Regions from separate parts of the Homo sapiens genome. Here region 2 is linked to region 1. A link is a loop called in an ENCODE intact Hi-C map of the cell type or tissue named here. Cell type or tissue: dorsolateral prefrontal cortex. All regions are shown on one strand.

Region 1 (8,000 bases):
AGATTGGAGTGGCCACTGGAAGAAAGATGGAGCAGCCTCCTGGGAGACCCCCTGCCCTCGGCCCCCTCCTCAGAGTGATGGCTGCAAGGCCAAGCTTAGGAAGGCACAAATGTCAGGGCCTTTTCCCATCTTGCCAAGAGACACACCCGCACAAACACAGCCCTGGGAATGCAGCCCCCAGGTCCAGCGAGGGTGGCACCCTGGCCCAGCCTCTCTGCAACAGCATTCAGTAAACTGAGGAGGTGTGGCCCATCTGACTCCATAGGTGACTTCTAGAACTCCAAACTGGAGAGCCCGTCTGGCATGTGGAAGAGCTGAAAGCCACAGAAAGCCTGCGGTCTCAGGATGGCCAAGCCCTGCTCTGCACCTGCGAACTGTGGGAAACTGATGCCCACCACAGGGCTTCGGCTGGACGTGCTGAGTGTGTACACGTGTGGGATGCCACACCCTGCGGCAATCTGAGTGGCACAGGGAGGCGATGGAGCAAGGTGGTCACTAGACTCTGTGGTGAAAGACCCCAGCCATGGGGGAAGACAACAGCCATGTGGGGGAGACCCGAGCCATTGGGGGGAGACCCCTGCCATTGGGGGGAGACCCCTGCCGTGGGGAAAGACCCCTGCCATGGGGCAGACCCCTGCCACTGGGGGGAGACCCCTGCCGCTGGGGGGAGACCCGAGCCATTGGGGGGAGACCCCTGCCATGGGGAAAGACCCCTGCCATTGGGGGAGATACCTGCCATTGGGGGAGATCCCTGCCGTTGGGGGGAGATCCCTGCTGTTGGGGGGAGATCCCTCCTGTAGGGGAAGACCCCTGCAGGGAGGTGGTTGGGGCGAAGACCCCTGCCAGGGGAGAAGACGCCTGTTGGTGGCGAAGACCCCAGGTCACGCTTGCTCTCACTGCCCAGGTCTTCTACGGCGAGGACCCGCAACCTGCACAGCCACTCTAAACACAAGGTCTCAGTGCACTTGAGTGTCGCTGCCCCACACACTTGCTGAAGGCAGCGGCTGCCTGGAGCCCGCCCCCGAGAAACACTCACATCTTGGTCTTCTCACTCTCTCCGTAGTGCCAGCCATCGCGGGCCTCAGGCACCAGCAGGGTAATGAGGTCACCCTCCTTGAAGCTCAGGAGGGTGCTGTTGTCCCCAGCAGCGTGGGAGAAGATGGCCTTCACCCGCATACGGCCATTGCGCTCCAGGCCGGCTGCCATGGAGCTCGAGCGAGGCAGAGTCTTGTTCTCGGCTGCTGGGACAAGGGACAGGTAAGGGGACTGCCCCTGGCTGGCGGGGCAGCAAAGCCCAGGGAGTCTGGTTGAGGTGCTGAGAGCACAGCCGCCTGTGCCCCAGGTGGGTAAGTGGGCTGGCTAAGCTCTCCGCAGCAGCAGCTACCTGCTCCCAAGTGGCTGCTGCCTGCATGAGCCTAACCCTGTACCCCACTCATGCCCCCACTGAGCACCAGAGGCTTGACAAGAGGGAGCTGGATGCTGGGCAGGCACACGTGTGTGTACCACATGCATGTAGGTACACACGGTCACATAATTGTGAGCCTCAGGGTCTCCCAGGCCCCTATTGAGGGTTGTGGCATGACTGTAGGGTCTGAGGAGGCACGTCCAGGGACCCCAGCCCAACACCCCAGCGGAGCCCTTACTGGTGGCATAGCTGTTTTTTGGGGTCACGCTCTTGCGCACGGGGAGTGTGTTGGAGTAGGAGTCGCTGAGCTTGCTCTGAGACTGCGGAGGAGACAGGGATTTGGGCTGGGCAGCCTTGCGGTCAGCCCACGGGCTGTAGTCCTCGCCATCCGGGCCTGTGACGCCGTTCATGATGGGTGTGCTCTCCTGGGCAGACATCCGCTGCAGGGAAGCAGGCAGAGCAGGCTGTTGCTGGAGCCCACCCCGGGCAAGACCAGGGGGAAAGAGAACCCTCCGCCCCCTCAGCAGGGGCCCCTGGACTCTGCACCCTGGCGGCCCCCCGCCCTGACAACAAGCTGCCCTCCCACCCACACCCGTGAAGCTTTCCAGAGGCCACAGACTCACCCCCACGAACGGTGCCAGCTCGGGGGGCACCGGCAGGGGCTTGGCCCCCGGAATGGGGTCGGAAATGACCAGGTTGGACTTGGAGGCCGACAGGGCGCTGGGGAGGGTGGCGCCGTTGCTGGCCACCTGCTGCATGAGCTGCACCGCGCGCTCCGGGATCTTGCTGGGGTCGGCACAGGCCTGTTGCCACAGCGGCAGCTTCTGCGCCAGCAGCTCCTTGCCCTGAAGTGGAAGCAGCAGGAAGGGAGGGGTCAGGGCCGGCTCAGTCTCCTGCAGCCAGGCACAGCGCTGAGGGCCCTCCCTGAGCACTCTCTGGGGCTGGAGGCTGCTCTTCACCAGGTGGTACCTCTCGGCGAGACAGGCCACCCGTGAGCCTCTGACCCCAACCCACAGAAGCGGCTGCCGGTAAAGGGCCGGGGATGGACCACAAGCCATGCAGTCGGGGGACCTCCAGGGATGAGAGCAAACCCAGGCTCAACGCCCGCGGGGCCCATCAGGGCCTGGAGGAAGGAGGAACGGACAGGGACGCACAAGGTCAAACTCCGGTGGGCAAACCCCAAAGTGCCAGGAAGGCGCCCCAGATGGCCGGGGGAGGGGGTGGTGCTGCCCAGTGGGGGTCAGGCCTGGCTGCCGAGGGCAGGAAGGCAGCCCCGTCAGACACACTGAGGCTCACTGCTCCAACCACTGCCCTTGGGCCCAAGAGCCCGCGCTCCCTCGGGCGTACTCTGCGGCCTGCTGGACACAGACCAGCTGAGCACAGTGGGGACAAAGGAGGAGGAAGCCACAGGCATGGAGAAAGGTTCTGGGACTGGGAGCCGGCCGGGCCTGGGTCCTGGGAGCTAATCAAGTAACCCCTGCCCCTCCTGGCCATTTGGCCTAAGCAGGCTGCAGGGCCTGGATTCCCGGGACCCCCAGACCCTTAAGCTGTGGGCCAGAACTGCTATGTCTCTGGCACCTCTGGGGGCCTCTCCGGCTTTCACTGCTCCCCCCAACTCATCCCCGTTCCCTTCTACATGTGGCTGGGCACCCACGCTGGGGACCCACGGAGGATGTTGGACGACAGCCATTCTGAGCAAGTCCTCCCCATGCCACCCCTACCCCTCTGCTGCTGGCTCAGACCAGGGGTCAGCAAACCACAGCCCGAGGGCTGGCTTCCTGTTTTGTAAATAAAGTTTTATTGCAACACAGCTGTGCATCGATTTGTGAATCATTCATTCATGGCTGCCCTCACATTGCAGTAACAGAGCTGGAGACGGCACGGCCCACAGAGCCAAAAGCACAAACTTTGTGGCCCTTCAGAACGTCTGCCGAGCCCTGGCTGAGATCAGTGGTAGAGGAGTGAGTCTTGGGTGGCGCGGAGAGGCCAGCAGGGACCAGCACTAGGGCAGACGGCCGAGGGACACCGACCTCGCAGCGGCACGGCCCTGACACAGCGGCCACGAGCCAGCGTCACCCCCGCACCCTGAGAGCCCCGAGGCAGGCCCAAACCCAAGCACCAGGGAGCTACTACGAACTGCCCTGGGAGGCTGCCCTCACACCCTGGCCCCCAGCCCAGAGGCTCGTCTCTAAGTGGGTCTGTGGGACACAGGCCTCTTCCACACACGCCCGGGGGCCCACGAGCCCAGGAGGTCAGCTGCTGCCACCGCAGGCACATCCCGCAACCCCTCCTGGGAGACCTGCGGCAAGCAGCCTGGCTTCCCCGCCCTCCATCCCTGCAGGCAGCACCCCAGCCACTGACAGCCCCGCTCTCACTCCCTGGCCCCGTCATGGGGCCTGGCCCCCGCCAGAGGGCGCAGACGCCCGCCACTGTCCTGGGTCTAGCAGGCGGGAGGCCTGCGCTCCACAGCGCTCCCTGCCTGGCAGCTGTGGCAGCACAGCCTGTCACCGCTGAGTCCTTCAGCAGCGAGGCTGCCTCCAGGGGTCAAAGGTGCTGCTGCTGTCCTTGCCTGCACCTGCCCACAGTGCCCAGCAGGCCCAGGCCGGCAGGAGGGGCCTCTCCAGGGAGGGAAGAGCACTTGTCTCCTGGCTGTCCCCAGGCTGTGGGGACTGGAGCACTGGTTCTGTATCACGTGCGTGTGTGTGTGTGTGCACGCACGCGCACGTACATGAGAGTGTGGTGGGTGGGGGGAACAAGTGTCAAGGTATAGCCCGTGGATCCCTGCAACCCTTTATTTTAGAAAGACATGACCAGGGCCTCCCTGGTGGGCTTGGCTCCGGAACTACATCTTCGAAACTCTTGAAATGTTCCAGAATGTTCCAGGGGACACATGTGATCCCATCCCAACTCCTACCCATGGACTATGGGTGAACAGGGGCCTGCTGGCCCTGCCTGTTCCCGGTGGGGAGTCTGGCCTCTGGGCCTTGCCTGCTCTGGGGGCTAAGTCAGCCTCCTAGGAGGGGATCCCCTTGCTCACATCGGGGCTCAGGATATCCATGGAGGGGGCTGCTGCAGCCCGTCCCTGAGGAACTCGCTCCTGGTTCAGCAGGGCCAGGCTTGGTCCTGGGACATGGCGGATCCCAGGGCGGGATTCCCCCACAAGGAACGACAAGGCTGGGGATGCCGGAAACACAGGGCTGCAGGACTGTGCTGGGGGACGCCTAGCGGGAGACACAGGGCCGCAGGACTGTGCCGGGGGACACCTAGCGGGAGACACAGGGCCGCAGGACTGTGCCGGGGGACGCCTAGCGGGAAACACAGGGCCAAGAGTCTACCGGCCCAAGGAGGGGCCCTCAACAGATGACGGGCAGAGGGGTCTCTCAGAGGTCACGAGGGCAGCAGCATGTGGCCACCACCCAAGGCCCCACCTGGGACCACAGTGGCTCAGGGGTGCAGGCAGAGGTGGTAGAGGCACAGGTCACCAAGAGCCTGGGAGCCAGGGGAGGACCCTGTGACCAGGTTTGAGTCCCAGGGAGGCCACTCTGGAGCAGTGAGGGAGGGACTGGGGAGGCCACCTGAGAGCCAGGCAGGGCCCCTGGCTACCCAGGAAGCAAAGAGATAGGGCAGGTTTGGGTTGGGTGAGGGGTGGCAGGTCCACGTACGACAGCCGAGCTATGGCAGCTGCTGGACCTGGGGCCAGTGTCATGGTTGTCTTGGGTGGCCTAGGGGCCCAGTGGCACAGTGGTCTTGGGTGGCTGGGGACCCAGGCTTGGGGCTGGGGGTCCTCAGTGCCTCGGGTGAGCAGAGCCATGAGCCCAGAGGCTGTACCCCAGGACTGTGGATAGAGGGGCCACAGGAAGAGCAAGTGAGGACACAGAGGCCACCCACCAGGTGTCCCACCGGGACTCCGGCACCCAGCACGGAGCATGACCGTCCCCTGCCTGGCGTCAGCCTGCACCTGCCCAGGACATGGCTGTGGCAGAAGAGCCAAGAACATTCTAGAAGAATGTTCTAGAAGGCCTTGAAAGCCCATCAGACTCTCCCTGGTTGCAGGTGGCAATTTCTAATGTGAGTCTTCAAAATGCCTGCACCCTGTGACCTGGTAATTCTCCCAGAACTTCACCCCCAAGAAAACCCGAAATAAACGAGAGTTCGAGCCTGGACACTGCCCCGGTGTGTTCACGGGGCTGGGGCTGGGGCAGGGGCCTGGGTCATTTCTGCCAGCAAGGCCCAGCGCCGGCACAGCGCAGCCCCCAGCCGCCTCACCTTGGAGTGGTAGGCCGCGGAGTTCTTGGCCACGGCGCACTGCTTCTCCACCAGGAAGCAGAAGCGCCTGCGCTCCTCTGTCAGTGCGGTCTTGTAGCCGTCGGACACGTAATTCTCCAGCTCGCCCTGCTTGTTGCTGATGGCGTCGATGTACTGTGGAGGGAAAGGGAGAAAGGCTCAGCCAGCGATGGAAGGACGCCTGTCAGGACCGGTTTGGGGCAGCCCCACGGACTCAGTCAAAGGACACGTCTCATTCATGCAGAGCAGCTGGAAACAAAACAGCATCTGCGGCCACTCAGGAGACAACCACGCCCCCAGGAGGCTTCAGCTACCCCGGGACCACTCAGGAGATGCCCGATGGCCACATCCCCAGAAGGCTTCCCTGCCCCGGGACCACTCTGGGTGAGTGGAGGGTCCTGCCTCCAGCAGGAGGCTCTGGCAGGGGGCCAGCCTCATCTCAGGGCTCCTGCTGTGGGGTGGGGTCGCGTGCACCTCCCTGTGGCCAAGGCACAGAAGCCTGGGTGTGGATGCGCCCCAGCTCCATGGGCCCCAGGACAGCTTCTTGGTCCTTCCCCCTGTTGCCTGGAGCACTCTCACCTGTGCCTCTGCCTCCAGGGCCCCTCCATCTCAGCCATCTCAGCCATCTCAGCCCCAGCACGAAAGGCAGGAGAGCTGGAGCCCAGGACAGTGGCCAAGGACCCCAGGGAAGCCCTCTGCTGCAGAGGGGACTCCGGGCGCACCTCATCTCCTCTCCCACCCGGCTCCGGCTCTGAATGACGGGGAGCGGGACGCTAAGACACCTGGCTGCCTGGTTTCCGGATAAGCGTGCACCAAGGGAGAACGTGAGAAGGAAGTTCGTGGGGAGGATCAGACAAGAGGTCACCGAGCGGAGACTGGGAGCCCAGAAAGCAAGACCAGCGTCCACGGGGACAGCAAGATCAGATCCACAGGTCACGCCTTTCGGAACAGGGTGTGCCCAGGTGAGGGGCCAGCACGGAACCAGGAATGAGAAGTAGGCCTGATTGCTGCCCTTCCACCTTGGAGCTGCCTGAGTGCCCACCCGGGTGTCCCCGTGGGATGGGGGGATGGGGGGATGGGGGGATGGGGGGATGGGGGGACGGGGAGAATGTGTCCCAGACAAACGCGGAAGCTTTGGAAAACCCTCAGCCCTGGCAGGTGCTCTTGGGCACAGGAAAGACAGGTAGTCAAGCCAGACCCTAGAACCAGGGCAGCCAGCAGGCGGTCCCCACCCTGACCCGGCGGTCAGCCGCTCGGCAGCCCTTGCGTCTGTGGCCCTGGCTCTGACCATGGCGGCTGTCACGTCTTGGCCACTCTGTGCTTCTTGGTGGACACACAGTCGGCCCAGAAAGGGTTCCAGCAAAGACGACAGAAGCTGCTCCAGCCAAAATGATTTCCCCAAAAGGAAAACTGAGTCTCAACCTGACAGAGCTTCCAGATCCAGCTACCGATTCTGAACACACCAGGACGGAGGGTACTAAGAGCTTTAGTTTGGGAAGATGGAAAGTTCTGGAGATGGATGGTGGTGGTGATCGCACAACCCCATGAATGCGCTAATGCCGCTGAACTGTGCACTTAAAGATGGTTACCGTGGTCAACTGTATTAGTTACGTGTATTTTATCACAATTTAAAAAAAAAAAACTTTAAAAGAAGTAGTGCAAGCAAAGCCAGACCAAGAAACTGTAGCTGAGCCCAGGCCTCTCCAACGTGAGCCTCGGGAGGAAACTGGAGAGGGGGAGTTTGGGGGAGAGAGTGGCGAAGAAGCTGAGGGCGGCCGCTGCCTCCCAGGCCCCGGACTGTGCTCCCATCCTGGGCAGAGGCGCCTCCCAGCCTGCCCATGGGTGCAGGGCTTGTTGTATGACTCACCTGACCAACAGGGCTGTAGGTGGAAGTGACAGTTCCAAACCCCAGGGCTCTCTGCCTCTGTCCCTCTGGGAGGAGCATGCCTCCCCACCCCCCGCTGGCCCCTCCATGACCCCAGCTGGCCTGGGGATCATGTGCCTGAGGTCTGGGGTAGCGCGTGACACCACAGCCCTATGGCACAGCTGACACCCGGCACCCGGGGTTCCCGATTCCAGAACCCCAGCCCGACAGTGGGAGGGCTCGACTGGGACCCTGGATGTCAAGGGCTCTCCGGTTTTGTAGGCTGGAAACTTTCCATCCCAAAACGCTGATGAGGCTGTGGGTGGCTGGTGAGGGCAAGGGAGGAGCACCCGAGGCACAGACCCTGTCCCCAGGGACACACCCAGGCCCCTCCTGGGAGGCCGCAGGAGGCTAGCTGCTTCAGCAGGGAGCCAGCTTCTCCTCTGC
Region 2 (8,000 bases), 670 kb after region 1:
GGGGCAAGGCAGGCAAGGACAGAGGACAGTGATCAACTTTCAGAGCCTGTGGGGACGGTGCCACCCCCGATCCTAGCCCCCGCCGGGCACAGAGCCTGGCACCCAACCCCTCAGGCACCAGTGCCACCCTGTCTGGCCTCCTGCCCCACAGCCCAGACTGCCCGTGTGCTGCCCCCGTCCTCGGCCCCCTCCAGGCTGAGATGAGGCTCTCTGCTCCCTCTTCCTGGGACAGGCTGGAGGATGGCCAGGACTGGGGTCAGGGGTCATGGCAGGCAGTGAGCAGGTGCTAAAGCCCAGCTACCCCAGCTAGGACCCCTCCCGTGTCAGGGCAGAGGTGGTTCAGTGTGGCTGGGGCTGAGGACCTGCTTTAAAAATGAACCCTGATTTTGCAAGTAAACCTCAGGGTAAAGAGATCAATGGAAATAAATAAACAAACAAACAAATATGTGAAATAAAAAATGAATCCTGAGAAGAATAAAAAAGAGCAAGCAAGTTCCATCTATTGAAAGGGGTGGGCAAAGCACAGGCTGCAGGGGTCGTGCAGGCTGCAGCTCCGAGTCCCCTTCGTCGGCTCCGGGAAAGCGTCTCATGCGCTCTCAGGATCTGGCACTTGCCCCCATAGAGATCTGTCCTCTGAGGCACCGTGACCACAGCTGACCAGCCGATGACGGAGCAAAGAGGGGCCGTGGTCACCTCTGCCCCACCTGGTGCTGGGCTGTGCTGCGGCGTCCCCCTGGGGTGGTGCGGTCAGCCTGTCTTTGGGGACTGGGTGCTCCACCTGCGGCTGAGATGAGGTTCCCCTAAGTCCCTAGACCACCCCCAGGGGTGGTCAGTGTCCTGAGGCCAGAACGGGGTGGCCGGTGGCCTTCTTGTCTTCATGGTGCCCAGTTCCACCCTACTGCCAGTCCTTGCCCGCCTGCTCCTGGGAGCCTGGCCTTGGGGCTGTCCTGGGGCCTGGGCTGTGGTCCTGTGGGGGCTGGCCCTCACCTGAGGACTCTCCGGAGTCTCCTTTGGGGCATGCCACTGGCCTCTGCGCCTTCGGGCTCCTGGTGATGACATTGAGAAAGGGACAGCATCAGATGCTAGCGCCTACCTGACACCCCCTCACACCCCAGATGGGGTCTGGGAACTGCGCTTGGCCTGGACACTCAGGACCTGCTACAGCCCAGGGCAGAGGGCAGGGCAGAGCACGCTGCTCAGACACGCAGCTTGCATTCAAGCGGGCCGGCCTCCAACTCTGGGAGAGCTTGGGGGGTCCCCGCCACCTGCTCCCTCAGTTCTCAAAGCAGCCTAGGGAGGCCTGGGAACAGCCCCTGGCTTAGAGGGAAAATGAGCACGAAGGAACCGCAGCCCTTCAGTAACTAATCGTGGGCGAGGGCAGGGCGAATCCCAGGCCTGGGGCCTCCTGCGATCTTTGCCTAGGGAGTGGGGGTGTCCTCTCAGCCTGGAGGCTCAGATGCAGGGCCTGGAATCCAAACTGCCCACACTGAGAGAAGAGGAAGTAGCCAGACTGAATTCTGCTTTACTCCTTATCAACACTCAGTGTCCCAGCCTCCTCATCTGTAAAGTGGGGTCACAGTACTTGTCTCACATCAAGGTTGCTAGCAGGATCAAACCATCTGCAATGGTTTTAAGACAATGCCTTGCACTGTTAGCGGTGACTGTGCCAGGCACACTGTCACTCTAACTTACAAGAACCAGTGGGACAAGAATTACAGAGCCTATCCCGACGATGAGGAAGCTGAGGCTCGAAGAGTGCAAACGCCACAGCTGGCTATGCAGGGCTGGATCATGTCTGACTCCGAGGCCACGCCTTTTCTGCAGAGCCCACGTCCTGGTACCTCACAGGCTAAGTGGACTGAGGAAGGCTGGGGATAGCCCTATTGGGAGGTAGGGCTTGGACCAGACAGGGCCGTAGTTCCAGGGCTTTGCGTGGAGGCAGTGGTGTTTCTGGAGAGTTCCCACGAGAATAGGAGTCTACCCCACTCCACTCTCCTCCCTCTTTGAAGACCTCTCCTGTGTCCCCTGCCTTCCCTGGCCCTGCACTGTCTGTCCTGAGCCACAATATTGCAACAAGGAGAGGCTGAGCCACCGGAAACAGCCCATGCAGGTGTCTGTGAGATGCCCCTTTAGTGCCCCAGCCTCCCTGGGTGCTCACCTCGGTGTGGGTGGCCCGGGGAGTCCCAGCGACTTGCGGATGTGCTCTCGGGAGCAGATGTCAGCCTGGGGGAGACAGACGTGCTGCTGGGTGCTGAGCTGGTCTCTAGACCAGTTTCCCACCAGGAGCTGCTGCTGGCAATGCCTCCATCCCCCACAGAAGCCCACTCAGGACACACAGGTCACAGCCAGTTCTTCAGGCTCAGGAGCCGCGGCCCTGTCAGCGAGTGTGGGACAGGCATGCCTGGGACTTTGGGGTCAAAGCCCCGCAATGGCAGCTCTCAAACCGAGCTGGGCAGTCCCTGAAGGGCCTGAGTAGCTGGTGAGTGGACAGGCTGAGTGAGGGGGTCCTGGGTCTCCTCCCCACCAGTGGCAGTTGGAGCTGCTCAGCCTTCACTGGTTTCCAGTCTGTGCTTCCCTGTAGGCTCTGCGCAAGCCGAGGCTTCCCTGCTAACACTTGCTTCTCTGGGGGCTCTGAGCCCAGCTGGTCTGTCCTCTCCCTGACTAGATCAGCAGTAACCCCTGTCCCGTCTCCAGAATCACCAAGATAAAAGAGGGCGGTGGGCCACAGGCTGGGATGGGGGCAGACCCTAGCAGGGAGGGACACTGAACAGGGCTCAGGTCTGAGTGGGAACCCCCGGGGGCATGGGGGGTCTGGCCCTGGGAAGTCCCCCTGATCCCAGCTCAGATGAGCTTAGATTAGCTTCAGGGCTGCACGACTCATGGAAAGCAACGGCTAATCCCCCAGCCTGCTCCTGCTTCCATTCATGGGGGAAGTGGGGCAGCGGTAGGCGGGGCCAGCACCTCTCACCTTCCCCTGGAGCGGCCCAGCCTGGCCTGGCAGGAGAGCCTGGACCTGGCAACCAGGAGCGCCGCAGCGCCTGTGACCATGGGGCCACCAAGACGGCCCGGCGCGGAGCCAGGGAGAGAGCAGACCAACACTAACCCCGTCTGTGCTCTCCCAGGACCTTCTGGAACAGAGCAGGAGGTGAACCTGTTGAGAGGTGAGTGAGCTCAGGAAGAAAATGGACCGAGAGACAGAGCCAGCCCTGCAGGACACGATCCTCGGCTCACGCCCAACAGTAAGAAGCTGCGGGCTCCTGGTACGGGGTGGCTGCATATCCCAACTGGTTGCGGCTTTCCTTCCTCTGGAGGGTGGGCCCAGGATTTGGCAGGCTCTTTGCTGGTGCTAGGCACAGATCCTTGCTCTATTTCTAGATGCTTAAGGTACTCACAGGCCAGGTGTCCCCTCCCTTGCAAGGATGGGCCACTGTCCTACTCTGGGGCGCGCTGAGGCAGAAAAAGGTACAGGAGCTCCAGGAACTGTGCTGTCTGCAGCAGCAGCACGACCTAAAGTTCCTGTGGCTGAAGGCCTGGGGGACAGTTTCTTGGGTTCTCTCTCGGAAGACCACACGGCTGAGTTGGAATGGAGGAAGAAAGGCCTCTTTCCTGGGGGCTGGGGACACAGCTCACAGGCTTGAGAGTCCACACACCTGTGCCCTGAGCAAAGCCCTGCAAGGCTGTGGAGCCCGCTCTCAGACGCCACCACTGAGCACAGCTCCCCAGGGCGAGGGCCATTGTGGTATGTGGGCTGCTGCTGCCCCCTGGAGGCCACACTGCGCGCCAGCAGCCGGAAGGCCCCGGCCCGAAGGTGGTGGCCTGGGGGTTTTCCACCGGTGCTGCGGCTGCCCCAGGGCAGGCTGCAGGGCAAGCGGTGGGGTAAGATGGGGAAGGGGCAGACACCAGGGAGGCTCAGGGGCTGGGCTGCTGGAAGCAGCATGGCTTGTGCAGACCTGCGTCCACAGCCTCCACAGCACGCACAGCGGCCACCTAAAAAGGCCAATCTGCGGGCGCCCCGCTGCCAACTCACAGCCATCCAAGTCCCTGTGGGTGACGTCTGAAACCCTGGCGCACCCCAAGATGCTCACGGGCTCCCACCCACTCTGTACTTCACTGCCATCTGGCTCCGGCCACACCTTCCTGCTGAGTTTTTGTTTTTTAAAGTTTTTTTGAGATAAGGTCTTGCTCTGTCACCCAGGCTGGAGTGCAGTGGCCCAATCAGGGCACACTACAGCCTCGACCTCCTGGGCTCAGGTGATCCTCCCGCCTCAGCCTCCTAAGTAGCAGAGACCACAGGCACGCACCACCACACTTGGCTAATTTGTTTTTACGTTTTTTTTGTAGAGACGGGGTCTATGTTGCCTAGGGCGCCCTCAAACTCCTGGGCTCAAGTGATCCTCCCACCTCTGTCTCCCAAAGTGTTGGGGTTACAGGCGTGAGCCACCCTCCGGGCCCCCCATTTCTTGAGCACATCAAACTCCTTCCTGCCCAGGGCTGTCCTTCCCCTTCCTCCAGCGGGTCTCTTCCTAAGACTGACTTTTCTTGAACCCTCACTCTGTGGGCTTCTCTGGGACAGCATCCACCCGTGTCTTGTGGTCCCCTGGTCCTATCGAGGCTGTCTGTGGGCATCTCGTGCCAGCTGTCTCTCCCTGGCCCACAGGCTGAGTCCTTTCTCAGCTGAGCTGATGGCTTCAGCAGAGTTCTCACCCTTCCTGGGGGACCGAACACCAGTTTTGTGCTGGGTCCTGGGGCGGGCATACCCAAGTCCCCAGACTGGCGTCTCTGGGGCCTGCACAGCTTTCCTGCAGGAGCCTCCTGGCTCAAGTTCAGCTGCTCCCTCTGGGACCTGAGGGGCTGGCTGGGAACTGGCAGGACACCTCACCACCTGAGCTAACATCACTGATTCTCCAAGCTGGCCTGTATCTGGGTGCAGGAGGCTCAGAGAGGCTGGGAGGCTGAGTGCATGGGGTGCAGGGCCTGGGGATGAACTCTTGGGAGCCCTGCACCCCCCAGTCTACTGTCCTGACTGCAGGGCCCAGCAAGCTCTCCAGCAAGATGTCTGTGACCTGTCCTCGGCCCAGGAACCCCCGTCCTCATGTCACTGCACTCTGACCCCAGCTGAGCTGCTGGGGAGCCCTGAACAGCAGGTGGCAGGAAGCAGAGGAGCCTGTGCTGCCTCCCCGCATCCCCAGCACACCCACCTGGCGCACGGGCTCTGGGATCCGGAACCTGCAGCAGCAGCAAGTCAGGCGCACAGCGGCCTCCAGGCTCATCCTGTGGCCCACGGAGATGTAGAGGGGCCTGGTGCTGCGGTCGTGGCTCCTCAGGGCCTGTGACAAGGAAGGCGAGGGCTGTCCTGTGGGCTGGGCCACCGGGACCAGGGTCAGGACAGCCTCAGCAGCTGGAGCTCTGACAAAATGTCCTGGGGGCAAGGGGGAAGCTGAAGGGGCAGTGCTCTCAGGGGCCAGGGCCTGCCCACCCTCAGGGCGCCTTCCTGCTGCTTGTCCCTGGGGGAGGGTGGGCTCCCTCAGCACGGCTGGAGGAAAGAAACACAAACATCACACCCTGGACTCAGTCAGAGGCAGGAGGATGGATGGACGGGCAGGCGGGGGGTTGATGTGGGCAAGTGTGAGTGCACGCGTGTCTGCATGCACCTGTGTCTGCCTGCAAAGGATCCCCTACCCCGGGGCTTTGGAGGAGCTCAGGGCCCTAGCTACTCACCATTCCCAGGACAGTCCCAGAGTCTCCCAGCAGAGGGAATGAGTCTCCTCGAGTCTGCAGGAGTCGGATCTGGAAAATGGAGGGAAAAATGGGGAAAAAAACCCCTCTCTTCTTGGTGAAGGGCTGAAGGCAAGTCTCTATTTTTTGAGACGGAGTGTCGCACTGTTGCCCAGGCTGAAGTACAGTGGCGCGATCTCAGCTCACTGCAACCTCTGCCTCCCGTGTTCAAGCGATTCTCCCACCTCAGCCTCCTGAGTAGCTGGGACTACAGGCATGTGCCACCACGCCCGGCTAATTTTTTGTATTTTTAGTAGAGATGGGGTTTCACCATGCTAGCCAGGATGGTCTCGATCTCCTAATCGCGTGATCCACCCACTTCGGCCTCCCAAAGTGCTGGGATTACAGGAGTGAGCCACCGCAACCGGCCCAGGTCTCTTTATTTTTAAAACCCAGTCACTGGGCCAGGAAAGGGAAGGGGACTGATCTTGGAGGTGAGCCACAGCCCAGGCAAAGCCACACCACCTGAGACGACACTGAGCGTGCAGGCGGTGAAGTGGTCTTGTCCCTGAGCTGAGGGTGCTGCCCACAAGACCCTGTTCAAACCTGATGATGGGGCTTAGAACAAGGGCAACAATCTGCCCAGGGCCGCTGTGCCAGGCTGGCAGCCACACAGGTGCCGCCACTGCCCAGTGATGGGTGCTGAGCCCGCTTCCTTCCTGTGGCTTCTCTCCTGCTTTGGGCACATCTGACACAGCTCAACAGGCTGGTATTTCTGGCGGCGGTGGACTGGCTCATTGAGTGGGTCTAAGGTCCCCATCAACTCAACAGATTTTTATTAAGCAACTTCTCCATGCAGGCACCTGAGAGCTAGGAGGAATGAGAGACACAGTCTCTGCTCTCAGAATCTGCCATCCAGTGAAACAGCTGGGGGTGTCAACAGCTCCCTCCATTGTGAGTGTCTCACTCCCAGTGCCAACATGGGGTCCCAGAGGAGGAAGATGCAGGGGAAGGTGAGGTAGGAAGAGTGTGGGTGGCAGCTCCAGGCAGGTCTTGGCGGGAGGGGGGCCTGGAGGCTGTGGTACCTGAGCATGCAGGGGAGGAGACAGGGGCTGGGGCAAGGCGGGGTGGGGAAAGCACCAAGTGCGCCCGGGACAGCCTGGAAGCCCGTCCTGTCCCCAGTAACTGGAGGACTTAGCCCTACTTGGTGTGCCACGGTGGCTCAGAGGCAAGGGGGACCAGAGAGGCAGGCACACCCAGGAGGCAGGAGAGGAGCTCAGAGCGCCCTCAGCTGAGACAGGCAATGCAGCACCCAGAGGAAAGCAGGTCTTTCTTACTCCAGGCCACAAGCCAGGGATGAGGAGGGCAGCGTCAGCAGGCAAGGGCTGGTCCAGAAGTGTCCTCATGCCCAGGGCCACCACAGCCCCGCCACTGAGCTGCCGGGCATGGCCTGCAGCAGGCCCCTCCTCACCTTCTCCTTGTGCAGGGCGTTGTTCTCCAGCCCATCCACCTGCAGAAGTTTCTTGGCCACCCCAACACACGGCAGGTCTGTAAGGACGCCAAGGTGGCAGGCCACCCCAAAGCCTGCCAGAGAGAAAGGAGGGTGGGGTTGGGGAGGTGGGGCTGGGGCCTGGCACAGGGATTCAGGACAAGCCAGTCTTACCAAAAGCTTCCCTAAGTGAGCAGAGGTCTGTGGACAGGCAGAGGGCTGGGGAAACCAGATCTAAGTCCCAAGCAGACCTGGGCGAAAGCCCCCTGTGCCCGATGTCCTGGGTGCAAGGCCGTGGAGGAAGCCTCCTTCTCTCTGACACGGTCAGTGCCAGGGTCAGCACCTCGCTGGCGTGCTGGGATACTGCAGCTCTCCGGTCATTTCCTGCACCTCCCAGCTTCCTCTTCCCTCGACGGTGGCCTGCCAGCGCTGGCACGAGCATGTGGGTCGGCACATGACAACCCTTTGGCTCTGCACCCATGTGCGAGGGCAGCAGCCAGGGCCGAGTCACACTTGCTGGCCAGGAAGGCCCAATGTCACCCCTCCTGGGCCCTCTCTGGGTGCTGCTGCGCCGCCCGCAGCTCTGTATGTAACAGTAAAAGAGCCCATCTCCCTAGGCCGGGCGCGGTGGCTCACGCCTGAAATCCCAGCACTTTGGGAGGCCGAGGCAGGCGGATCACGAGGTCAGGAGATCAAGACCATCCTGGCTAACACGTGAAACCCCGTCTCTCCTAAAAATACAAAAAAATTAGCCGGGCGTGGTGATGGGCACCTGTAGTCTCAGCTACTCAGGAGG

What was found. Hi-C counts contacts between places; a loop is a spot of excess contacts. Peaks named below come from ENCODE experiments on the same cell type or tissue, not always from the same donor. Only the 100,000 strongest peaks of a DNase experiment are listed, where the experiment ranks them.
Region 2: it touches region 1 in a loop (5-fold over the local background); 35 of 110 quality-filtered maps call a loop at or near these places.

What each region holds. Positions count from the first base shown.
Region 1 is chr17:81,097,752-81,105,751 of GRCh38, reverse strand. BAIAP2 (BAR/IMD domain containing adaptor protein 2) reads right to left here. Exons shown (of 14, transcript NM_001144888.2): 7 at 5,672-5,824; 8 at 2,029-2,250; 9 at 1,644-1,845; 10 at 1,037-1,238. Among named protein-coding and RNA genes, the nearest start is that of MIR657, 24 kb to the left of the region's middle. RefSeq lists enhancers at 3,017-3,533, 3,534-4,051. In dorsolateral prefrontal cortex, CTCF peaks have their summits at 3,641, 3,844 (motif pointing right) and 7,975; a DNase peak (open chromatin) is centred at 3,841; H3K4me3 peaks cover 437 bases; H3K27ac peaks cover 5,480 bases.
Region 2 is chr17:80,422,819-80,430,818 of GRCh38, reverse strand. It overlaps ENDOV (endonuclease V), which reads right to left. Exons shown (of 10, transcript NM_173627.5): 5 at 7,187-7,299; 6 at 5,719-5,787; 7 at 5,199-5,327; 8 at 2,159-2,223; 9 at 988-1,046. Among named protein-coding and RNA genes, the nearest start is that of MIR4730, 7.4 kb to the right of the region's middle. RefSeq lists enhancers at 4,865-5,364, 5,365-5,866. In dorsolateral prefrontal cortex, CTCF peaks have their summits at 3,541 and 3,756 (motif pointing left); a DNase peak (open chromatin) is centred at 3,728.